Linked DNA regions of Homo sapiens: region 1 is linked to region 2. A link is a loop called in an ENCODE intact Hi-C map of the cell type or tissue named here. Cell type or tissue: heart right ventricle. All regions are shown on one strand. Each heading gives the region's core, and the rest is flanking DNA. Links, peaks and the distances in the headings are about the cores only.

The links. Hi-C counts contacts between places; a loop is a spot of excess contacts. Peaks named below come from ENCODE experiments on the same cell type or tissue, not always from the same donor. Only the 100,000 strongest peaks of a DNase experiment are listed, where the experiment ranks them.
Region 1: a loop joins it to region 2, with 2.9 times the contacts of the local background. A loop is called at or near these places in 7 of 110 quality-filtered maps.

The regions. Positions count from the first base shown.
Region 1 is chr5:112,523,068-112,535,966 of GRCh38, reverse strand. It overlaps LOC124901043 (a long non-coding RNA gene), which reads right to left. Exons shown (of 2, transcript XR_007058901.1): 2 at 5,555-8,601. Among named protein-coding and RNA genes, the nearest start is that of LINC02200, 99 kb to the left of the region's middle. RefSeq lists enhancers at 12,783-12,899, 12,468-12,899. In heart right ventricle, for the core only: a CTCF peak has its summit at 6,245; no DNase peak of the experiment used is centred there.
Region 2 is chr5:112,188,618-112,201,516 of GRCh38, reverse strand. EPB41L4A (erythrocyte membrane protein band 4.1 like 4A) reads left to right here. Exons shown (of 23, transcript NM_022140.5): 16 at 5,809-5,856; 17 at 6,872-6,949. It overlaps LOC124901044 (a long non-coding RNA gene), which reads right to left and starts at 6,920. Exons shown (of 3, transcript XR_007058902.1): 1 at 6,858-6,920; 2 at 2,393-2,504; 3 at 1-145. In heart right ventricle, for the core only: no CTCF peak of the experiment used is centred there; no DNase peak of the experiment used is centred there.

The DNA.
Region 1 (12,899 bases), core at 2,973-10,972, 330 kb before region 2:
TAGAGGAAAAATACTTTTTAATTATCTGGCTAATTGCCTCCATTAATCATCCTTTCATGTTCTTTCTTCATGGAATGAATTCATCCATTCAGTAGATATTTACTGAGTTCTGATTATGTTCAAAGCACTGTGCTAGACAAAGTGGGAATTACAGAGATAAACTAAAAACAAGATCAACAACATTACCGTAGGAAAGAGGTGATCAATTTTTGCCTCCCTCAAAAGAGATGAAGGTGTTGGATTTGGAATTAAACTTACTCTATTTTCAGTGGACCACGTCTAAAATGTGAGAGATTACAAAAGTCCCAGGAATGATCCAAACCTAATAGCTCAAAAGAAGTTTCAGCAGAGTGGAGGACCTGGGTGGTGCATAGATGGCAGGAGATAGACCCACCCAGCAGTGAGGCTGAGGTGAGTACAAGGGAGAGCTCAGTGATAAAGGAAGACCTCTGAGGATACTGGCCCCAAGATGTTTGGCTTGTGTTCAGGCAGATAAAAACCACCATGGGCACGGACTGTGAGTCTTCTTCTCTCCCAAGAAGATTTTGATGACAATTTTACTAAGATGAAGTTAAGATGAGACAGCAACAAAGGCAGAAATAAAATTAGAGATGTGCTTGCGAGAGATTTAAAGAGAAAGCAGAATTTTGCCCTTGAGGTCTTCTTAGTTATACCTCAGTTACCTAGAAATAATATATTTTTGTTGTTGGAACACTCTCCCTAATTACAGAATGATAAACAAAACAAAACAAAACAAAAAACAAAACAAACAAAACCCTGTCAATCTTTAAAGAAATGAACAACCAAAAAAGGGTTACCATAAGGACTTTTGTTTCCTCTGTAGATTTTCAGACAGTTGGGGCCTCTTGGAAATTATAGAAAACCCCTGTTTGTTCTAGATTGGCAGCCACTGCAAATGTATGTAATGAAGGCACGGAGCAAGCAGGCCTCATGGAGCGGAATGATAAGGTGGTATAATTTGTCCCTCACTTTCCTTTTATATTTATTCAATGGGGAAAGTTTTCCCTTGGCTCTTGGATAAAAAACATCAGCAGTCCTATGGCTTTCCTTAACACACTTAACTAATAAAACGATTGCCACTCTTAGTCACCAAGCACAGTCTCAATTCGGAAGTCAAAATTTCTCATCCCATATAAGGCAAAACTCTGAACCTGATTCAAATATAAATCTTCCCTCCCCTACCAGGAAGCCTTCAACTGGAGGAGGGGTGTAGTTGGTTCCTTTTCCCTTCCTATGCCCTTCCTCCCCCAGCCTGATAATTGTGCTTTCTTAACCTTCCAGATCTGAAAGCAAAGAAAGAGAAGAATTAAAATAACCATGAGAGGTTTTACTTGACTGCTGCTACTACAAGGTGGCTTTGCAGCTCTTTTCCCAAGTTCTTGTCTTTTCCCATTCTGAACAATTCGGTCCTGAGCTGATTAGCTGATGCCCACCCAGATTGAGGGTGGGTCTGCCTCTCCCAGTCCACTGACTCAAATGTTAATCTCCTTTGGCAGCACCCTCACAGACACACCCAGAAACAACACTTTGCCTCCTTCAGTCCATTCAATATTAACTATTACAGTTGGCTATGGTGCCCAGAATGGGGTGTCAGAGCCCAAGTTGGGTGAGGAGGGCCTTGCCTCAGAGGGGTGCATTGGTGTGGCATGTCAGACCCCAAGCAGGCTGAGGAGGGCATCTGCACCAAGAAGGCTGTCCAGGGCCAGACACTGGAGTCAAATGAGTTGAGGTGGGTATTTGCATGGGAGTATGGGCTGCCTAAGGAAGCCAGAGCCTGTGCAAGGTGAAGAAAGTTCATGCCTTGTCACACATGGGGTGGCAGCCTGGTGCAGAGTTGGAACCCAAGGAGGAGGGTGGTCTTGTGGAGGGTATCAGAGCATGGACAGGGTGAGGAAGATGTCACTCCACACAGTGAGGCATGATATTGGCAACTTGCTTTCAAATAATTCTGGAAAAAGTTTTTAGTATTGTACATGCATGCTTCTGTAAGTTTGAGATTGTTTTTTTTTTTTTTTTTTAAAAAAAACCCACAACAATTTTCAAATATTCTCTGGCACTGGCGTGAGTTTAAAGGTAATGATTTCATAGATGCCATCATGTATTCTTTGGAGATTTCACTCCTTGTCCTCTCTCCACTTCCACACCATCTTCAAGGATCTCTCTGCAACTCTGTTCATGTGAATGGTGCCCTCTCATTCGGTGTGTTGCTTATTCCCTCTCCAATCCCTATGAGTCAGACTATGCCATCAGCTTCTCTCTACTGAGGACTTTGCCCTCCTAGGTAGCCCTATTGGACAGGATATAAGATGACCTCATGCCAGCTTTCTTGTGTGTGGTTCACATTTCTGTTATGTAAAATCCATGCATCTCTTGCTCTGACAAATTCTGTGTATGCAGGCCTATGTCAACCCAGCCATCTTTCCCTTGGCTTACCAGTCAGCTGCTGTCCAGCCTGTCTCTCACCCTTGAGTGCTCAGAGGGGAGTCACACTCAAGTGCAGTGTGTCCCCACCCCCAGACTTCAGGAAATACACATTAAGCTCTCTGAGAATTCCCTTTGATGCTTCTTCTTCTAAGTTGAGATGAAAAAACAAGCAATTCACATCCTATTCTTTTGCGAATGAGGTGGTAGAGGAACCCACAGCACATGCAGAGCTTTCAGAAGACATATCACTCTTCAAAAATCCCTTATTTTCATTTCCAGTAGCCAGATGCTTTTATATGCTCAACGTGGATGACGGATTTAAGAGCTGTGCAACTCTGGTTTTGACATGCATCATGGTTATGCAAGATATTAATGTTGGGTGAATGTGGGTGAAGGGTGTGTGAAAACCTCTGTACTATTTTTGTCACTTCTTCTGAATCTTAAGCTATTTCAATATGTAAAGTTATTTTAAAAATGGTCATGCAACTAATTTTCATTTTTGGATAACATCTTGTTTTAGAATGTTGGATTTGGATTTAGAATTAAACTTACCCTGTTTTCAGTGGATCAAGTTTGAAATGTTGTCTCTTTTGTGTTTTGATGTCAGAAGTTCTAATTTAAAATCTTAAGTAGTGTGAGATCATGGCCGACAGGATGGGGGCAGGACTAGATTGCAGCTCTGGACAAAGCAGTGGAGGGCAGCTCACATTGTGAATTTTAGCTCCAGATAGACTGCAAGAACAAACCAGCAATCCCAAGAAGACCCACAGACCCTCCGAAGGAAGTGGACTGCTCCTAGAGGATCCAGGAGACCCTCCCAAAACTGTGAGTGCCCCAACTGTGGAAGTGAGAAAGGGAGACCTTCCTCTCCCAAACACACACCCACACTGTAGCAGGACAAGCTGCAGTCAAAACCCCTCAGACACTGAGTTAAAGAAGGAAGGGCTTTATTTAGGCAAGAGCTTTAGCAAGACTCACGTCTCCAACAACCGAGCTCCCCAAGTGAGCAATTCCTGTCCCTTTTAAGGGCTCACAACTCTAAGGGTGTCCGCTTGAGAGGGTCGTGATCAATTGAGCAAGCAGGGGTACATGACTGGGGGCTGCATACATCGGTAATTAGAAAGAAACTGAACAGGACACGGATCTTCACAGTGCCTTTTTTATGCAAATAACTGATTAGGTCAGGGGTCGATCTTTAACTACCAGGCCCAGGGTGTGGCACCGGGTTGTCTGTTTGTAGATTTCATTTCTGCCTTTTAGTTTTTACTTCTTCTTTCTTTGGAGGCAGAAATTGGGCATAAGACAATATAAGGGGTGGTCTCCTCCCTTATTCCCCCCATTTGAGAATCTCACTCAATAGTGGGAGTTCTCACTTTCATCCTCACTACCCATGTCTTCTTGCAAGACAGATCGATGGTGATTCATATAGTACACTTGTGCTGGAGTATTTTGGAGAGCTAAGGTAGCGATGAAGCTTTTTTATCATTTGAAGAAGTACAGGTAGCAAACAAGGGAGCAGTAAGCAGGTTTTTATTACTATTATAACTCCTATTATAAGAGTTTTAAATCCTCCTAGCACTGGGAGCCATTTTCCAAACATGGCTTCAGGATCAAATCCATGCCACACTTGCATGGACACGTGTGCCAGTTTTGTCATATCTCTAACTATGTCTTCAACCACTCGCCCTTGATCATCTATGTGTAGACAGCAATTAGTAAGGTTAAATTTCCCACAGACCCCTCCTTCAACTGCTAGCAAGTAGTCGAGAGCCAATCTACTTTGATAGATAGCATTTCTCATCTGAGTTTCTTGCCAGGCCAGAATAGTCAAGGCTCTGCTGGTTGTATCAGTGGTTATTTCTAAGACAGCTTGTAACCGTATGATTTGGTTCATCATGTAAATGGGGGTCCGGCGTCCCCATGAGCTGTCTTGTGCCCAAGTAGCAGGCCCATAATATTGTATGATTCCCTCAGGGGACCATTCATCATCTTTCCAATTTCCTATAGCTTTGCTTCTCTTTTCACTGGAAGCATAGACAGGGAAGCCCAGGAGTTCACCTGTCTTTATGGGCAGTAGAAAGAAAGATGGTTTAATAGTGACAATAACACAACTACCCGCCCACTGTTCGGATAATTTGGCATAAGCTCTATGCCCACATATCCAGTATAATCCAGTGGGGGCTGTCCAGTCCCGGTGGGACTCCGGGTGGGTCCACACGGTTTGCAACTTTGGGAATTTACTAAGTGGATTCCTCTCTGTGTGATTTGAACTCCACCAAGTGACTGTCTTTGTGGTGCCATTATACAGTTTCTGTTCCAGACAACTAAGTCATTCTACGGGGTAAGTGAATTCTTTTCCTTCTCTAGCTATGCAATATTGTCCAATAATTGAGGCTTTTAGGACTCAGAAATTATTAGAGTGATTCTTTTGAGCCAGGAATTCATCAGGAGCTGGGTCTGTATGTACTAATTTTCAGGCTTCCCATGGCCATTGATCTCCCACTGCAGTTCCTCCACAGACATAACATGAAGTGACATTGAGAGACTGGGCTACATGCTTGGCTAATTGCAAAAACAAATTTCTTGTTTTTCCTGGAATTTCTGGTACTGGCACATTTAGTTCATCATAGAAAGTTTGAAACACTGGCTCAGGAGAGTGTTTGTAAACTTCTCCTCAAACTAAGAAATTTACTCGAGGATCCAGTCTGGCCCCATTGATTCCTAAGGTCACATGCTCCCCTTTTCTCCAGCGTGGATCAAGGGGATTGGTTATTACTAGCTCTAAGGTGTTACCTTGTCCCTTAGTACAGGAAGGGCCATTTTTTCCTTTCTGAAGGTGGACTGGATCCTTTTCATTTTTTATCCAAGTGGCCCAAATGACACAAGACCAGTATCCACATTCATTTCCACACAGTCCTAATTCATGACAAATGTACTTATTTTTGGTCACATAGCCTTTTTCCCAACTAAAAGAGCTATATCCCCTTCCTAACTTATTGCTATTAATGACACCACAGGTATCAAATTTCAAGATTGTGCATCTGGGCACCCCTTTTTCTTCTGTTCTGGCTAATACTTTACTTGTATCATTTATGAGTCCCCACCAGTCTTCAGTCCTTAATTTTATTTCAAAAACTGTGGACATGGGAGGCTCAAAGGGGTCATAACACACATCTGGCCAGTCATTTCCTGGGCTACATACCTTATACTGAGTGTCGTTATATAAACATATTCCTTTTAAATTTCCTGGGCATTCATAGTAACTATAGAACAGAAAGATTGTTGTAACTTGTTGTGCTACCTCGGTAACCTGATGTATACACTGAGAGCAGTCCTACATGTGAGGAAAATCAGTGGAAGTTTTTACTATACAAGTCCAAATTATAAGGAAAGTGAGTCCCACAATGATCCTCCTCATGTTTTGGCTGTGCGTAGACCAGTCAGCTTCCAGGTGTGACTGGAGCAGGGCTTGTCATCCTCCTCAGAGTCACTTTGCAGGGGTTGTCCAGGCTCTGTTTTGCCTCCCAGGTTTCAGCGGCTGCAGGATTCACATGGCTGTGGTGGACCCAGGATGGGATTCCTTCTACCTTTACAGCCTTGGGGGTGGTCAGGATGATGGTCTGAGGTCCTTTCCACCATGGCCACAAAGGGGCTATGTTCCAGTCCTTGATCCACATGCGATCACCTGGAGAGAACGGGTGAACTGGGGAGAGTAAGCTGATGGGATACCTCTCATTTACCCAAGTTGAGATTGTTTGTGTAATTTTTCCTAAAGCCTGTAGCTGTCGCTGTAATTCAATTTCACCTGACACTTGGGGAGTGCCTGAAAGCCCCAGTAGTATGGGAGGAGGCCTATGATACGGTATTTCCTAAGGGGAGTGTCCTGTTTTCTTAGAAGGAGTGCATCTAATTTTAAACAATATCATAGGAAGAGACTGTATCTGCTTTAATCCTATTTCCTGACATACTTTCCCTAAACTATTTTTGATAGTCCGATTCATTCACTCCATCTTTTCCAGAACTCTGAGGTCAGTAGGTGGCACATAGCTTCCAAGTGATTCCTAATGCCTTTGCTGTCTTCTGTACCAAGTCAGCCACAAATGCCCGCCCATTATCTGAGCCAATTCATAAAGGCAGTCCAAACCTAGGAATAAAATCTCAGAGAAACACATGGGTTACCTCATAGGCCTTTTCAGTTTGTGTTGGATACGCCTCCACCCACTCAGAGTAAGTACACACAAGAACCAGCAAATACTTGTTACCTCCACATTTCGGCATTTCTGTGAAATCCACCTCAAAATCCTCAAAAGGAGCCGCTCCATAAGCTTGTATGCCGGGTGGAACAGTGGGGCCTTACCTCGCATTGTGCTGTTGGCAAATAATGCACTGCTGTGCTACAGCTTTGGCAAGGGCTGGCAAGTATGAGATGTAGAAGTAGCAGCTTAACAATTTTTCATGTGACTCTTGACCTAGATGAGTGGTTTCATGCATGGCCAATATGATTGTGGCTCCCAGCAATTGTGCCATAGCTACTCTCCCATCTGGCAGTCTGATCCATCCTCCTTTTATTACTTGCCCCCCTTCTGCATGGAAGAAGTCTTTTTCTTCCTTAGAATAGGTAGGTACCAGGTCAGGTGTTTGAGGGAGTAAGGGGGCTGCTACTGATGCCCAGTAAGGGGTAGATGCTGCATTTTGAGCTTCTGAATCAGCTCAAGAGTTTCCTAAGGCCACTGAGGTGGAGGCTTGCTGGTGTCCCCTGCAGTGCATGACTGCTGCCTTCTGAGGTTTCCACACTGCCTCTAGTAATTGTAGAATTACTTGTTGATATTTTATGTCCTTTCCCCCAGAGTTTAACAGGACCTTTTCCTTATATAATGCTCCATGCACTTGGAGGGTTAGAAAAGCATATCGAGAGTCAGTGTAGATGTTTAGTCTTACCTTCACTGAGTTCTAGAGCCCGAGTTAAAGCAATGAGCTCAGGCTTCTGGGCTGAAGTGCCCTGTGGCAACAGTTTGGCTTCAATGGCAGCATCCAAAGTTACCACTGCATATCCTGCACATCTTTCTCCTTATGGGTTGATGAAGCTACTCCCATCCACGTATAACTCCCAGTCTACTGATGCCCATGGCTGGTCCCAAAAGTCAGGTCTGCTAGAATAAACTGAGTCCAACACCTCTACACAGTTACGCTTGACCAGGCTCTCTGATACTGGGAGCAGGTGGCGGGATTTAGGGTGTTACAGACTTCAGTGGTTATGCGGGGATTTTCACATAGCAAGCTTTGGTACTTGATTAAACTAGCATTTGGTAGCCAATGATGTCCTTTGGTATTCATCAAAGTTACCACAGCATGGGGGGCCTTTATATTCAGGTTTTGCACAAGGGTTAGTTTATCTGCTTCTTGTGCTAACAGGGCTGTTGCTGCCAGGGCCCTTAGACATGGTGGCCAGCCTTTGGAAACCCCATCTAGTTGTTTTGAGAGATAGGCCACTGGTGTAGGCCAGGGCCCCACAGTCTGGATTAAAACTCCAACTGCCGTTTTTTCTCTTTCTGACACATAGAGTGTAAAGGGCTTTGTCAAATCTGGTAGTCCTAGGGCTGGGGCCGACATAAATTTTTCCTTTAACTTACAAAAGGCTTGCTGTTGTAGAGGTTCCCATTCAAAGCGCTCCCAATCGCCCCACTTTGTAACCCTGTACAAAGGTTTTGCTAGCATTGCAAAGTTTGAAATCCCTAATCTGCAAAACCCTACAGCTCCTAGGAATTCCCTTACTTGCCTCCTGGTTTTAGGTTCTGGTAGGCTGCAGGTGACCTGCTTTCTTTATGACCCCAGGCTGCACTCCCCTTTCTGAATAGTGAATCCCAGGTAGCGTACCTGCTGTCTGCAGATCTGAGCTTTCTTCTTGGACACCTTATACCCACAGTCCTCCAGGTGCTGAAGCAGGGCATCCATCCCTTTTGCGCACCTGACTGCCGTGGAGTGTCCCAGCAGAAGGTCATCCATGTACAGGAGCAAGATGCAGCCTAGGTCTTTAGCAGGAAACTTTTGCAGGTCTCGAGCCAGGGCCTCCCCAAAGATAGTAGGGGAGTTCTCAAACCCTTGGGTAAGCTGGGTCCAAGTGTACTGAGTAGTGACACCTGACTCCGGATCTTCCCACTGAAAGGCAAACAGCTTCTGGCTCTCAGGAGATATTCTGATGCTAAAGATGGCATCTTTTAAGTCTAGACAGGTAAAGCAGCTATCCTCAGCCAGCAGCAGCCCTAACAATGTGTAAGGGTTAGGAACTGTTGGGTGCAGAGTCACTGTAGCTTGGTTGACCAAATGCAAGTCTTGTACTGGTCAGTAGTCCTTGGTCCCTGGCTTAGGGACAGGCAGGAGGGGAGTGTTCCATGGAGACTGGCAAGGAACTATAATTCCATAGGCTTTCAAGTGCCTGAGTTGAGCCTGGATTCCTTCAAGAGCTTCCCTGGGAACTGGATACTGCTTTTGTCTAATTGGTTGGGCCCCAGGCTTAACTTCTATGAGTACAGGGGCTTGGTTGACCACCAGTCCTGGAGGATTATCCTCTGCCCATATTCAAGGCCATTGCTTAGCTAGAGCTGGTTTTATCCCTTGGCCTGGCTCGGTTAAAAAAAAGTCTCCATTCTTCTTCCTGGGGGACTGTAAGGGCCATGATAACTCCTGTTCTGGGTAACTTTTGCTGTAAAGAGCTCTGTTTTGTAAAGGAGATGGTGGCTGTCAGCTTGCTAAGCAAGTCTCTTCCCAGCAAGGGCAAGGGACAGTCAGGCATGTACAAGAACTGGTGAACTATTTCTTGTCCACCCACCGAGCAGGTCCATGGTAGATAGAAAGCCTGCTTAGTGGAAACTCCTGTTGCTCTGGTTATATCAATGGTTTTCTTGGATAAGGGGGCAAATGGGGTGGTCACTACTGAATGTTCAGCACCAGTATCGACCAAAAACTTAATGTCCTTGCCCCCAATTGTAATCCTGACCATGGGATCCTCGGGGGCACTTAAGCCTGGTCCCCTTCAGTCCAATAGCCCTTCAGCCAGATTGAACAGAGTTCCCTCATCTTTATCTGAGGTCTTTTGTTCCAAATTACCTTGCTTTTCCTTCAGTTGGGTACACTTATCTTTCCAATATCCTGTTTCCTTACAATAGGTGCATTGGTTACATTGCAAGCATGGGTGATTAGACTGGATATTCTTCCCAGAACCCCCCTTTCCCACTCCTTTCGAGGGAATTCCCCTAATGGCCACAGCCAGTAAGTTGGCATTTCACCTGGCCTGGCATTCGCCTTCCTTACGGCTTTCTCTGTGGCTTATTGCATCTCTATTTACAAACACTTGATTGGCTATTTCCAGTAACTGTGAGGTATTCATACCTGCAAACCCAACCTGTTTCTGCAATTTTCTCCTGATATCTTCTGCACTTTGACTAACTAAGGCCATGTAAATCGTGCACTGATTTTCAGGGCTATCTGGATCAAAGGGAGTGTACATACGGTAAGCCTCACACAGTCTTTCATAGAATTGTGCTGGACTCTCCTCTTTTCCTTGGATGACCTTAGAAACCTTATTTACATTTGTAGCCTTTTGAGCCCCTTTCTTTAGACCTTCTATTAATCCCTCACAGTACCGTCTTAGCCTCTCCATGTCTGGTCCCTCGTTCGGGTCCCAGTGGGGGTCTGCTCCTGGCAGCTGAATTCTTATATATTCTTGGAGGTTTTGGTAATCAGCTGGGACGCGCCTCTCTAGCCACTTAGTTGCCACCCAGAGCACCCTTTGCCTTTCATCTGTATTAAAGAGGTACATGAGCAGCTGGTGGCAATCAGCCAAAGTAGTATTATGAGTCTGTATAATAGTTTGGAGCAAGTCAATTAAAGCTTAAGGGTTTTCGGTATAAGATGGTGTATTATTTTTCCAATTGATGAGGTCAGCAGAGAAGAAAGGTTGATACACAAAGGCACGCTTTTCCACCATGTGTCCATCCTCATCTACCCCAGTATATCACTGCTCTCTCAGGGGCATTTGGATTCCAGTCTTGGGCCATAATGGAGCTGCCAATGGAGGATTTTCTCCTGTGGCTTCACTTCCTCTTTTGTCTACTCTGGGTGGTCTAGGAGTGTGGTTATCTGGTGGAGGTGTACATGCTATGGGCTCAGGAGTGGGGAGCCCCTCTCAATAAGGGAGGGCGGGTACTGCTGTTACCAATTCCTGCCACGATTCTTCTGGTGTTGGGTTGGACAGGACTTCTGGTACCGACTTACCTCAGCGGGTGGAGCGAGAACCTTCCTTAACTAACTGTCCCTTTGCTACTAGTACTGTTGCTGCCTGTCCTCTTAACCACTGTGGGGGGTTCAAATCTAGCTGTAACCAAGAATCTATATATGGCAACTGATCTGGGTGCCCTGGCTTACAGGTTACCCTGTGCCATACCTTCGAGACAAGGGACCTGTGCAGGCTTCCTTCTGATGGCCAACCCACCTCTAATGCTGGCCAGTCTATCTCACACAAAGTCCTAAGTTTTCCTGGTGTCATAGTAATTCCATAGTATCCCTTAAATCCCTTTTTGAAAATTTTCAACATAGTTCCTAGTGGGTTGGACTTACTTTGTGCCTGACCCATGTTTCCTCGAGACAAAACACCACGCTCACACCACACGCACACCACAAAACAAAGAATGGGTAAAAAGGGCACACATAGACTTTTTCAGTTTACACCAAACCAGAATCAGAACCAAAATCAGAGTATTGAGAAATCCAAGCCAGGTCAAGACCAAAACCAAAGGATCAAGCAATCCAAGTCAAGTCAAAAACAAAAAAACAAAATGCCGGTATGGGCATGCCATGGGTGATCAGGCCATGCTTCCACTCAAATGGAGTAGGCAAGTTCCAAAGACTAGTCTTACCAAGTTTCAGATGTCCGGACTCCAAGTGCCAGTTTCTTACCATTGTTAGTCACTGTGTTGATCCTCCATGGGGGCCTGCCACACACTGCTCTGGTGAGGTGTTCCACTGGGGGAATTGCCTACCTGGAAGCGCTCTCAGGATCTGCATCACTCAAGCTGGCTGGAGTCCCCTGCAGGGATGCTCCACAGGGCAGGCCTAAGCCGCCTAAGGGGCTGCCTCAACCATCCATTAATCACATTGCTTCCTGGTCAGGGAACCAAGAAATGTAGCAGGACAAGCTGCAGACATAGCCCCTCAGACACCGAGTTAAAGAAGGAAGGGCTTTATTTGGCCAGGAGCTTTGGCAAGACTCACATCTCCAACAACAGAGCTCCCCAAGTGAGCAATTCCTGTCCCTTTTAAGGGCTCAGAACTCTAAGGGGGTCCACGTGAGAGGGTCGTGATCAATTGAGTAAGCAGGGGGTATGTGACTGGGGGCTGCATACACCGGTAATTAGAAAGGAACTGAACAGGACACACATCTTCACAGTGCCTTTTTATGCAAATAACTGATTAGGTCAGGGGTTGATCTTTAACTACCAGGCCCAGGGTGTTGCACCGGGCTGTCTGCTTGTGGATTTCACTTCTGCCTTTTAGTTTTTACTTCTTCTTTCTTTGGAGGCAGTAATTGGGCATAAGACAATATGAGGGGTGGTCTCCTCCCTTATCACTAGAGAAGCTGAAGGTCTGTTTGTGGGAGAAGTTTCTGACTTTACCTGGAGCTAAGTCAATTTGGAGAGTAGAGAGAAATACAGGGGTAGAGAAAGCAGCAGAAAGGCCCTGGGAGCTTGCTGGGTCCCCTAGCAGGCCATTCCTGCATGACACCACAGGGATCCATTGGAAGGGTGGCCAGAGGAGCAGGGGGTAAAACTCCACAGAGAGAATGAAATCTCTGGTTGAACTCTGTAACAATTTGAACGGGGTGAGAAGCCTCCTGGCCAGAACTCAGGGGCGGGCGCAAATCCAGTGTGCGGACTCCACTGGCAGGGGAAGAACCAAGCCCCTATTTTCACAGCTGGGAGGTGGATAGCCCGGGGCTGGTTTTCAAGCCCCTATCACTCTCTGCCTGGAAACGGTCTGGGGGCTGTTATGGGGGGAACGATGGGAGTGAGATTGACCCTTCAGTTTGTGTGGGAGCTGGGTGAGGCCTGTGACTGCTGGCTTTCCTGCACTTCCCTGACAACCTGCATGGCTCAGCAGAGGCAGCCATAATCCTCCTAGGCACACAACTCCAGTGACCTGAGAATCTCACCCCCATCCCCCACAGCAGCTGTAGCAAGACCCGCCTGAGGAGAGTCTGAGCTCAGACACACCTAGCCCCACCCCACCTGATGATCCTTCCCTACCCACCCTGGTAGTGGAAGACAAAGGGCATATAATCTTGGGAGTTCTAAGGCCCCACCCACCACCAGTTCCTCCCCATAATACCACAGCTGATGCTCTCTGGAAAGCACCACCTCCTGGCAGGAGGTCAACCAGCACAAAAATAGAACATTAAACCA
Region 2 (12,899 bases), core at 1,596-9,595:
TGAAAATGAGCTTAATTACATTTTGCTAAAATATGGCTAAATTTGCATATTTTCATACAAAATAATTGCTTGAAATAGTTTGCAGCATATACACTCCCAAATCCAGACTTGACTTCTACACTGAGGTTCATTTTCCGCTGGCTTCCTGTGAAACACAGAGAAGTAATTGTGGAGAGTGGATACAGGATCCTTTCATTGGCGTATTCCAGGGGAAGGCTATTTAAATTTGCTGGGAAGAGGATCTTTTTGCCTGAGCATCCATAGAGCCTTTTGCCTGATGCACTTACAGGTCTCTTTTGGGGACGTGTGTTTTGAGGCAATGAGCCATTGCTGCATGTTGACATAAAAAGGACTAAAGCACATTCTTCTCTGTTTCTTCCCAGTATGAATGCCCTATAAGTGTCGTTGTCCTTGTCAGTCTTTTTTATCTTCACACATATTTACCTTGCACTCAGCACAAACCTCTACATTGCTGGATTAACACTGGCATTTAAAATCAAGACATGTCATCAGCATGGAAGAATCTCAAGGACTTAAATTTAATAATAGGAAATTATATTTTGCTTTGGATACCAGGATAATACACTTTGCAATAGATGTCAAAATTTCCTATTTTGTTTATCATGAGGTGGATACAAGCTATCAAATTCTGGCCGAGTCCAGAATAGTGGTCCTTAACCTTTTTGGGTGGTACTACCCTCTGAGATCTGGTGAAATGTTGGATTCATTCCTTAGGGAAAGGTAGGTTCATATTTAAATACATATAAACATCTGCATATAATTTTCAAAATTTATGGAGACCCTGAAGCCTGCTTGTTTAAACGTTCCTATTCTAGAAAAAGAAAGTCAGCATATTTCCTGGTAGTACAATATATTTTCACTCCTCAGCTTTCAATTTTACATTAAAAAATGTTTGGGTGCCTGTTGTATGCCATGCAGTGTGCTGCTGCCATTAGACAAAGTTGTTGTCCTTTGGGAGCTTAGATGCTGTTAAGGGATAAATACATGAGTCATAGGAATATATGTGCCATTGTGACTTTAATACATAATATGAAGGTAAGCTATGTGGTACTTAAGGGAATTTTAAAAACTTTTTATTGAAACCTAGCATGCATACAGAAAAGTACACGTGTCATAAGTGTAATGCATGATAAATTTTTATAAATAGATGCCTGTGTAATGAGCACTGTTAGGGGAAGTTTGCTGAATCACTGAGCCAAAGAGGTTGGGGTTAGTTTCCTGAGGTTGGATGCTTGCGCCAGGATCTGAGATACAAACAGGCTAAAAGAAAGGAGCAATCATACCAGATAGAGGGGCTAGCATGTGCAAAAGCATTGGGAATGGAAAGAAGCAGGAAACCTTCATGAAAACGAAAAAGGCCAGTGTTTATCAGACTCTGAGAGTGAATAAAAATGTGTTAGAAATGAGCATAGAGAGAAAGATGGGATCTGATCTTACAGCCCACCTGGACTTTGTTCAGGATTTTGGTCCTTAGACCAGTGGTTTTTTACAGGAAGTACAATAACATCACATTTGTGTTTGTACAGATGACCCTCACTGTCCTGTGGAGAAATGGTGAAAGTGGGTAGTAGCAGAAGACCAGGCAGCAGGCTATTGTCCGAGTCCTAGCAATAGAGAATGGGAGCATGGACCAAGGTGGTGATGTGGAAATATAAAGAAGTAGATGGTTTCAGTAGCCAGTGAGAGGTAAAATTGGTAGGAGAATCAGTATGAGGGGTAGAGGAGAGGGAGCTGTCCAGAATGAAACCCAGGCTTGTTCAGTTTTTTGAATTCGATGTGTTGCGTAGAAGTAGAATCATCAGGACTTCACAGGCTTGAAAGGGACAATTGCCAGTTTAGATTCTGATATCCTGAATTTATGGTACTTCTGAGAAGTCCAAGTGTGGGATTCACATGGGTTGTGAATGGAAGTCAGGGGCTTGATTTGCTTTATGGACCGAAATATAATCTTAAGTATGTTACTTGAAATATAGAGATTAGGTTGTTTAGGTGGATAGTATAGATAGAATGCAAAAAGACAAAGCCAATGACAGAGTTGTAAGAAGCTCCAGCATTTGGCTTAATTGAAGATTAACTGGTAAAGGAGAAAGAGAGATTGTGGCCATGGAAAAATCAAGAGAGTGAAAATTTGCATACCAAATGTCTCCCTTCTCTCTTCATTCCCAGAATACTAGAATCCAGGCTTATATTACCTAGGCAGAAAATTAGAGAATCCCTTTGTAAGAGATGGACAGGGACAAGAGAAAAGACTATGGATACTAGCTTTCAAAGCATCTTCCATTGAAACGGTTATATCTCCCAGGCATGAGACTAGAGAATCTCACTGCAGGAAATGGACTAGGTACAAGAGAAAAGACTTACATATACTTACTTTCAAAGGATCATCCAGTGAAATGATTGAGGCTGCCCTCATATTACTGTGAGGCCATTAATTAACGTGCACTGCACCATCCAAAGGGCTCCAGTCATTTTAACACTTACTGCTTGAATAGGAAGAGAGAGCCATGAACGCCTGCATTTGAGCATTGCTTCTGTCTAGAAAGGCAGAGACTAAAACAAACAAATGGGGTGTAGGGTGGGGTTGGGGGCATTCTCACAGGAAACAGACAATATAAGAAATAAAAATTTCTAAAAAACTAATTATTTAGAAAGATGAAAAAATATAACCATGAATTTCTATCAATACAAAGGTAAGAACTAATAAATAAGAGTTATTAGGCTTAAAATTAGTGTGGCAGAATTTAAAATGAGTAAAATATTTGGAAGGTAACATTAAGAAAATCTTCTCCAAAACGGAACCAAAAAACCCACAATAAAACAAATGTATGGAAATAAGAATAATAAAATTATCAAACCTAGATATCAAACATTCAACTAATACAATTTCTAAGAAAAAAGAACAGAGAAAACATAGGAGAGGAAACTATTAAAGAAACAGCAAAGCGAATATTCCGGAACTGAAGGATGTGACATTATAGAGAAGAACCCACTAAGCATTTGACATAATCGGTTGAAAAGTTAGATTCATTCGAAGGTTCATTATAACTAAATTTCAAAACATTATAGATTAACAAAGAATTCTAAAGATTTGGAGGGGGCATGGGAATATGGGAGAGAAAAAAATATCCATGTACAAATAGTGACAAATCAAAATGACATTGGGAGCCATGTACGGTGGCTCATGCCTGTAATCCCAGCACTTTGAGAGGCCGAGGTGGGCCGATCACCTGAGGTCAGAAGTTCAAGACTAGCCTACCCAACATGGTGAAACCCTGTCTCTACTAAAAATACAAACTAGCCAGGCGTGGTGGTGCATGCCTGTAATCCCAGCTACTGGTGGAGGCTGAGGCAGGAAAATCACTTGAACCCGGAAGGCGGAGGTTGCAGTGAGCTGAGATCGCACCACTGTACTCCAGGTTGGGCCACAAGAGTGAAACTCCGTCTCAAAAAAAAAGAAAAAAAAATTGGGCTGCTTAACAGTAATATCAGAGGAAGAAGGCAAAGAAGTATTGCCTTCAGAAGTCTGAAAGATTATTTTCAGTTTAGGAGTCTATGCCCAGATAACCATAATTGTTTGTATAGAATAAAGACATTTTCAGAAATTTTGGGTTCCAAAAAAGTGTATCTGTCATGCAAATTTTTCTGTTAGCAACTAAAAGATACACTTTACCAAAACCCAGACAAGTAGCCAAAAGACCTGGAGATGTAGGGTCCATCATATCAAGAAGCAAAAGGAGTTCCTTGGATCATGGTAAAGGGGAGTTAGTCAAAGGTCCAGGTATGAGCAGGAGGGCAGAGGGCTCCAGGAGGGATAAATGGAACTTGCAGATTACCTGAGTATCCATCCATAGCAGGAGTTTTGCTGTTCTCTCAGAGTTTGAAGAATTAGTGATAAGCAAAAGAACCCTAAGCAAGTGATATGTACATGGAAAACTTAGGCAAGTATCTTCTCTTAGAAAATTTAAAACCTACAAAAGAATGGAATCATATTCCTGGAACACTATTTAGATCGTCTGTGACCAATTTCGGTATAATTGTGTTTATGCTAAATAGTGACCCCAAAATTTGATGTAAGAACAGAGACCACATATTGCTGTTCATGTTATTTGATATAAGTGTGTTGGAGGAAATGGAGTAACGTAAGCCATACGTTAAAGAGATCAGAATGGGAAGGTGCTAGATTACAGATTGTAAGGAAATGGAGCATGGGGCATAGACACCACTCTCCAAAAGTTTGGCTTTGAAGGAGAGAGGAGAGACTGGGCAGATGAGGGGGGATGTGGACTCAAAGTAGGTCTATGTTTGTTTAAACAGTAGAGTCTTGAAAAAGTTAATAGCTTGTAAAAAGAGTCTGCTAGACGGGCAAGGTGACTGTGTGAGAGGTGGGAGGGTAGTTAATGAAAGTCATTGAAAAGACACAGGGTGATGGGACCACAAAGCACTGGTGGAGGGACTAACCTTGGTAGTAAGGATAAATCCATAAATAACAGAGAGGAAGATGTTGGTAAGTTTTTATTTTTGGTAGCAGGAAGATGAAAGAGTTACATCTGGAGGCTGCTTTTTCCTTCGGAAGGAGAAAACAAAATCATTTGCTGAAACAGGAGTACTGTGGGTCAGAGGGTTGCAGGGTGGAGAGTTTGAAACCACTTTGTACTTAGATCTGTGAAAAGTGGCAGGATTGCTGAACCGTGGTGTGGCCCCACTTGAAGTTAATGAACATGGATTTGTAGTGTAATACACCGCTTTTGTGTGACTCCTTCCAGCACTGCTCAGCCAGCTGTTTAGGACTGATCCAGAAAACTTGCATAGTTGGATTCACCCATGCCTGGGATTTTGCCAAAAAGATGGAATGAAAAACAGAGTTGAGGAACATGTTGAGTATCAGCATGCATGTTATTGAAATGATGGATTAGGAAATCTAAGCTGAGTACAGAAGACAGTGAAGAGAAGTGAAGAGCTGGTGGAGAGTAGCCAGGTCAATAGATAGTCTTATTGGGGTCAAAGAAAAGGAAGAATGGAAATAGTTGAATAAGCAATAACAGCTTATCTTGGTTGAGTGCTAACAATGGCCCAGGTCCTAGTGTATGCATTTTAAATGTATTAATTCGTTTTATCCTTTAGAGGAGACTTTAAAGGAGATTCTATTAAAAATGAGTCACTGAGTAGAAAAGTAACTTATTTAAATCACATAACTCATCAGTGGAGAAGATGGGATTCACATTCATGTTGTCTGGCTCTAGAGCCAGCACCTTTAACCAGGATGCCCCATTGAAGCTGTTTGAAAGTAAATGGCGAGTGGTAAACAGGAGGAAGAGGAGATTGTGGTAAGAGAGCAAAGTGTTTGGAGGTGGTTACAGATGATAAAGTCGTAAGTATGAGGTAGGTTGCTGAGTTGAAGTGGAGGAGATTATGAGAGAAGAGATAAAGAGAATTTGGAGCCTCAGGGTATGGGAAAGGGCATCCAAGTGAGATGATGTCAGTTCCACTATGGCAGAAATCAGCTTGGAGGATTGCAGTTCTGAAACTGCAGACTAACCTCATCATTGGATTAATGGAATTCGGACGGTTTGCAGGTTCCACTAGAGTGAGGCCAGGTGATGTTATTAACATTATATTTCTGGGACGTGTTGTATGTAGGGTTAGGCATATACATATGACGTAAATGTTTGGCAAATGAATGAATGTATGACAAATATGTGTTAACTGAAGTGAAACTCATTTTGGTGTGCTTTCCTTAGCCAATTGATAATCTCCTGTTTTCTTAAATGTCTTCATTTGTTTTCACAGGAAAGCCCATAACAGTGGTGAAGATTCAGATCTTAAGCAAAGGAGGAGGTAAAAAAACAAAAATGGAAGGACAGTCAGAGGGAAGAAGGGTTAGCAGATTTAGAAATGCTCAGAGTTAAGGAAAGAGCGGGGGCATTATTTTTTTTTATTTTTTTTACTTTCAAAAGCCAGTTTGTCTTCAGCTGATTCCCAGTCTTCCATTCTGTTGCATCCTAAGACTGTGCTGTTTCCTGCTCCTTTGTGTCTCAGAGGAGCTGTCTTATTTATCTGTTGCCATATTATAAACCACTGCAGAACTCAGTGGCTTAAAGCAGCAACAACTCTATTTATCTAGTATAATTCTGTCCATTGAACAGGCAGCTTTTTAGCTCGTCTTGTTCACGATTTCATGAGGCTGTGGTCAGATGACAGCTGAGGTTGTGTTATCCAGGGGGCCTTTCTCTTTCGTGTTGGCATCTTGGCAGAAAGGCTGGAGGCCTGGGACCTCTCTGCATAGTTTCTCCACCTGGCTAGCTTACACTTCTGTAGACACTTCTTTTACACTTCTTTAGGCTGGGAGGAAGCAGAAGCTACCAGTCGGTTAAGGGGCTAGTCCTGGAACTGACATAGTATCCCTTCCACCTCATTCTATTGGTAAAATCAGTCACAAGACCAGTGTAAATTCAGAGGATAGGGAAATAAACTCTACGTCTCTCAGTGGGGCGGATGGGAGGGTTACAAGATTTTGTGTCCATATTTAGTCCACCACCGACTTACGGCTTTGCCATGTCAGAGTTCTGTTGGAAGTGATTGATTTTGCGGTCCGTTCTGGGAACATACTGACATTCACCTTAATCGGTTTTTATATTTCCCCTGCATTGCCATTTCCCTGAGCTATAGACTCAGTCAGATGTCTTACTGAGTTCAGAAACACTGACTTGGAGAGGGATAATACAGCTCTTGATGTTTGGATTGATAATTTTACTGCAAAATGAATTCCAGAGGACCCATATAAACCTTTCTGAAATTGTTCGTGAGTTATAAATGTGTGTTTTTTCTTTTGTTCTTACCTTTTTGTCTTCAGGTCACGTTCACGCTGTAACACCAGCAGTGGTAGTGAATCAGAAAATTCTAATAGAGAATACCGGAAAAAGAGAAACAGGTAATATCTCAATATTATAATTAACTGGCACTCTGAAATCAGAGGCTGCCCTTGGTGGTAGAAACTGAGTGTCCTTTGTAAGTCTGTTTTTTCCATCTGAGTCTGAGAAGCAATCTGGCACTATTTTGAAGCACTTAGTTTAGGAAACTTTAGCTCTTTGAGTGGAGTTTTCTTATCTTCACAATAAGATGATTAAACAACTTGACAATGAGGTCCCTTCTTGTGTGTGTGTGTGTGTGTTTTAAAAGATGATTCTGTATATAGCTACAATGTGTAGTGAATTTCTCTAAGGCTGGTAAGAAAGTTTACCATTCGTAGATAGATTTCTCCCTGAACTATCTTTTCAATGGCATTACTATATTTTACCCAACCAAAAATAACTCATTGTTTCTTAGATTCTGCGGTTTCAGGCTTATGTATATATATATATGCTAATAATATGTGCATTTACTCATCTGTGTGTGCCTGACATTCCATATATGTAAGATAGATTTTTAAGATATTTTTAATCACATCATTTGACATGTAGTCAGTATTAGTGGTGGCTTAATGCATTAATCAGTTATCCCTAGTTCCAAAATATGCACTCGAAAACAAGAAGTATTTGTGTCATTAATGAAAAGAGCACCTTGGGAGTCAGAGGGATTTGGTTGCCAGTCATGCCAGTTGTTAACCCAGTGGTTCTCAACTGGGGGAGTTTTGTCCTCCCTGCCTTCTCCCCAAGGACATTTGGCAATGTCCAGAGTCATTTTTTATCGTGACAATTGGATAGGGGGATTGCAACTGTCCAAGGATGCTGCTAAACATCGTGCGATGCACAGGACAGGACCTGGCAACAAATAAGTACCTAGTACAAAAACATATCAGTAGTGCCACTGTTGAGAAACCTGTTTTCACCTAATGTGGACCTCTGGCTTGGTTGCTTTACTTTTCTGGGTAATTTTTTTCTCTTCTGAAAAATGAGGAAGGCCAGGTGCGGTGGCTCACGCCTGTAATCCCAGCACTTTGGGAGGCCAAGGCAGGCAGATCACCTGAGGTTGGGAGTTCGAGACCAGCCTGACCAACATGGAGAAACCCTGTCTCTACTAAAAATACAAAATTAGCTGGGCGTGGTGGCACATGCCTGTAATCCCAGCTACTCAGGAGGCAGAGGCAGGAGAATCGCTTGAACCCGGGAGGTGAAGGTTGCAGTGAGCCGAGACTGTGCCATTGCACTCCAGCCTGGCAGCAAGAGAGAAACTTCATCTCATATAGAAAAAAAAAGAAAGAAAGAAAGAAAGAAAAGTGAGGAAGTTGGATTGGATAATCTCCAAGGTCTTTCTTTAATGCTTAGAACCCTTGCGCTTGGCACAAATTGAATCAGTGATCCTCTAACTACAAAGCCTGTGTAATAATAGCCCAGACAGCATTGTAAGAGTGGACATTTTTTTAGGAAAGCATTCTATGTGGAGCCTTCTGAGGCTGGAATTACACTAGACAGATGGGAGATCTCAATGTGTTACGACACCTTTCTCAAAGAAATGATTTCAGTTTCTTCTTTGAAAACCCATATGTGGGAGGTAGCTCCTTCTTAAGTATCCTCTTTCTGATAAAAAATTCAGTATTTCTGCGCAAACAACACAAAACAAAGCAAAAATACCCACTTATTTTCTTATTTAACACTTTTTATTGATCAAGCCAGTATTTTAAGTCTGTTTCTGTTTTACCTAATATATTCTAAATTGTGCCCATAAGTGTTCTGTTCTCAACTGTTCAGAAGGTGGCCCTGAAAATAAATAAAATAAAACATTTTTGGGGGAGCCAAAATTGCTCACAGTACCATTCGCTACTGAAAATGAAACACTAGTGAAAGGTTGCCATCAAATAATTAAATTGCTCATACTGATCTGGTTGCACTGGCTTTAATATTTCTTGTAGGTATTTTCTCCCTTAAGAGTTTCTTCCCCCTTTTTCCTGGACAGATTAGATTGGCTTTCTTTGTACTGTGTAAAAAGTATATTTTAGAATAACGGTGATTCTGAATGTTTAATGCACTTTGTAAGGCTAGTAATGAGAAATAGCTTTCAAAACACATTCCGACACGTTTCATGCAAAAAATCCAACAGGCCTTCACAATCATTTATGCTACGTATAGAAATATTGCTCTAGGAATACCTAAGTTGCCTATGGCTGTAGAAGATGTGGTATAAAGTCTGCCTGTCAGTAGCATAGCAAAAAGTGGGCAGAGGAAGAAGAAATATAGCTTTCAGTTCTGATCCCCACCACTGCAAATTCTGGCGCAACAGGTAACTGTACAGAGAAAGAGGGTGGAAACTCATTGTGCTGTCTGTCTCTTGGTGCCACTTACCTGCTATGCTGTGCTGCTGCCAACCCCTCCATCCCATCATTAGCCTCTTAAATTTTGCCGGAACCCACTCATCCCACATGAGGATGCATAGGTCTGGATATTTCATCTGCAGCCCTGCAGTCTCTTCAGCCTCATTCGTCCTTCCTTTTCTTGGCTGACAGTGTGATCCAGCCAGTTCTCAGCAGTGTCCTTTGTGCTTTTACTACAGCACTCCGGTAACCCAATAATGGGGCAAACAGAATCTTGTACATGCTGATGTTCTACCTCTTGCCCATAAGGTCTCTAAACTCAGCCCCAGGTTGCTTCGTTACTTTCCAAGAAAAGCCTGCACGCCGATGCACCCTGCTTTCCTGTCTCTAGGAAACTGTAGCCTATGGAGAGGGACAACTACCGGGCAAATTTGCTTTTTAGAACCTCTTTTGGAGCCCGTGATGTATCCATTGGAACTCCGGACAGAGTCACTTTTACTTTCTGGAAGTTGCATGTGGTCTTTGGGATGTTGCTCCCTCTGCTACTCCTTCTTGCAGGATTTTTTTTTTTTTTTTAAACATAAATGAGGTCTTTTCTGTTAGGCATGAGGCCACTCCATGGAAATATTGTTTTCTTTTTTCCACGAAGTCAACCCATTGGAGCATAAGCTGCTTTACTGTTTCCATGGATAACCATTTAAACATTTCTCATTTTGTGTGAAGAGAAAGAAAAGTTAATAAAACAACATTTATGAATCAACTTTACCCAAAACAGGCTTTTGACAACCATTAAATTTTAAAAAATAATAATCCACACCAGCTCTGGAAGGCTAATGTTAGAAGCAAAGATTGTTGTTTAGTTTCAATTTTAGGAAAATATAACTGTAAATAACCACCCCATCTGTCTGTCCCCTTTGGGTCCAGAGCTAACAAGGCTCTGTGTGTAAGGGCCCTTGTGTTAATTGTGCCCTAACTGTAGGGCTTCATCCTACCGTGTTTCCTAGAACACCAGAGTAATTCACCCTGCTTCTTTATTTGGGACATCGTTTATGTTTTCCCTTACCCCTTTCCACTTTATTCTTTCTTTACTGTTCTCATAATCCGGTTGGGTATCCTACAGCTTTCTAGGTTTTGAGATTTGAGATGATAATTTTTCACTCTCTTTTTATAACCAGATAGAAGTTGGAGGCACAGTTTTTTTTAATAATATTTAAGATGACAGAAAGTTCTTATTTCTCCTTTTAGTTTCTCTACTACATCCTCATCTCCCTCTCCATTCTCTTGCTTCACTTTTCACTTTTTATATCATATTATTCTCACCCAGTTCCTTTCTGTTTCCTGGGCTTCCTTTCCAGTCTTTTTTCTTTCTTCTGTTTCCTTTGAATTCCCTCTCTCCCTAGGAGCCAATGGTATGACACAGAATAACCTGAGGACTTGGGACTGGGTCTTGGTTTTGCTGTGTGCTGATACTTGACCTTGGGCAACTTGTATAACCAATTCAAGTATTAGTTTTTTTCTCTTTAAAGTTGGCAGGGAGTGGGGGGAGGTATGCTATAACAACTGATCCATTTTGTTGAATGAGTTACTGTAAAGATCAAATGAAATGTAAGAAGTGAGAGCACTTTGAAGTACAGAGCCACGTAGTCCTATACCCACTTCCAGAGTTACTCACTGCTACGGCATCTCCTGTCCTCTCCTCCATCCTCTTCCAACTTTTCTTTTGGTCCTATGTTTCATTTTCCCACCTTTCCTAACTTTATACCTTTGGTTATTTTTACACCAGGATTCTTAACTTGTGATTCATGGGTAGGTGCTGGGGGTTTCATAACCCCATGAAATTGTATGTAAAATTGTATGTGGGCGTCAAGTGCGTAGTTTTCTAAAGATAGGGTCTGTAGTTTTTATCAGATTCATAAGGGGGTGTTTATGTAACACCCCCCCCTTAAAACTTACAAAGTTTTATCATCTAAATAGTGAAGGATTACATTGTTACTGGGAAATGAAATTGGTGTTTCAATTCACTGGTAGGATTAAAAACTAAAATGCCTAAACTTTCTTTAGAGATTACTTTGCTATACTAATTTGTGAAACAGTTGATTCTATTGAATTCTTGAAGTTGGGAACCTACCTAGTACAAGGCACTATAAAGTTAATCTACATGAATATTAGATTCTATTAGTTAGAATTTTGAATCTCGTCCCTGAGATCAGAAGGGCCAGCAGCTCGCTTATTGCTGTAGGTTTGAGACCATGGGCCATGTGCTGGACTTGCCCAGGGTGTAGGATGAAGGAGGACCTCGCAAGTAGACTTAGGAGAGTGAAACCTTTGATGAACTAGCTTTACCTGGATATGTCTTAAGCTTAATAAAATATCCTTGACATTCAAGGAAAAGGTTCTACAAAATATCCTTTGTGCTATTGATGAAAATCAGCAGTCCTTTGAGCATTCACTGAGGAGAATCTTTGAATTACTCATTCATTCATTACCTTTGATGTGTTTCTAGGCTCTTAGAAGTTTGGAAGTGGGAGATGTGGAGGAGTGGGTGACATGAGATAGTCTGGTGCGTTTTTTTCCATCAGCATAAAAGTAGAAATAACTTGGGAGCCTACCAAGTATTAAAACAGAGAAACGAGAGCAGCTTAGGGTAATAGTAGAACTAGAGGAAATTGACAACAGGGGACTATTTGAACGTTTCCCTAATTTTATTCTAGGATGTTTGCATCATAAACATGAGTCATGTACGTCAGTGTCAGGCTGCATGTTTGTGTACATATATATGTACATGCAAATCTGGGAGCCTGTACTATGAAATTGAACCCACTTTGAAGAATTCTGTGGCTTTGAGCTGGTTACTTTATCCTGTGAATCTTCATTTCTCACATGCAAAGTGGAATAATACCTGACCTGCCTACCTCACTAGAGGTTTGTGAAGTTCCCGAGATAATAGATGTGCTTTGAAAAGTAGAAAGTGCCCTGCACAGGCAAGTTCTGTTAAATTGATAACATCCAGCACTGCTCAGTATTTTCTGAAGTTCCTGCAGGATCTGTAAAATGGGGACCAGCTCCCTTGAACAAGAAATAAGTCAGTGTTTTCTAACATGAGTTTGTTCTGGCATGAATGTTGCTAGTTTCTCCCTAACAACATTGGGGTCTTTTAGATGTCTTTTAGGGTCTACCAGATGTCTACAGTATCTAAATAGTAGATTAAGACAGATTTAAATATTTTAATTATGTTCCATAAGGTCTTTTATATTGTTTTTCTAAAATGAGGAAGCACATTTCTGTGTGAGAAATTTGGCACTGTAAGAGGGACAATATATCTGACTAGGGCAAATCTAGAAGATCACAATTTTGGTAGGATTTTGTTTTGGGAGTGGTAAAGAAGAACTTTATTGTCCCTGTACCCTAGGGAAAAAATATATTTGGGATGTTAGCAAACTTAAACTGATGGGCATTTCTTCCGTCTTGCTTGAAAATAGGTAACCGCTTCCTTGCCAGGAACTGCCTACTGTCCTGCCCCTGATTTAGGGGCTGCAAACGAGGTAAAAATTTTGGGTACGGAGAGAAGAGTTCGTACAAAGCTAGTGGAAACAGTGTTCACCGTACTGCAGATGCAAGGGTTTCTGATTTCTAC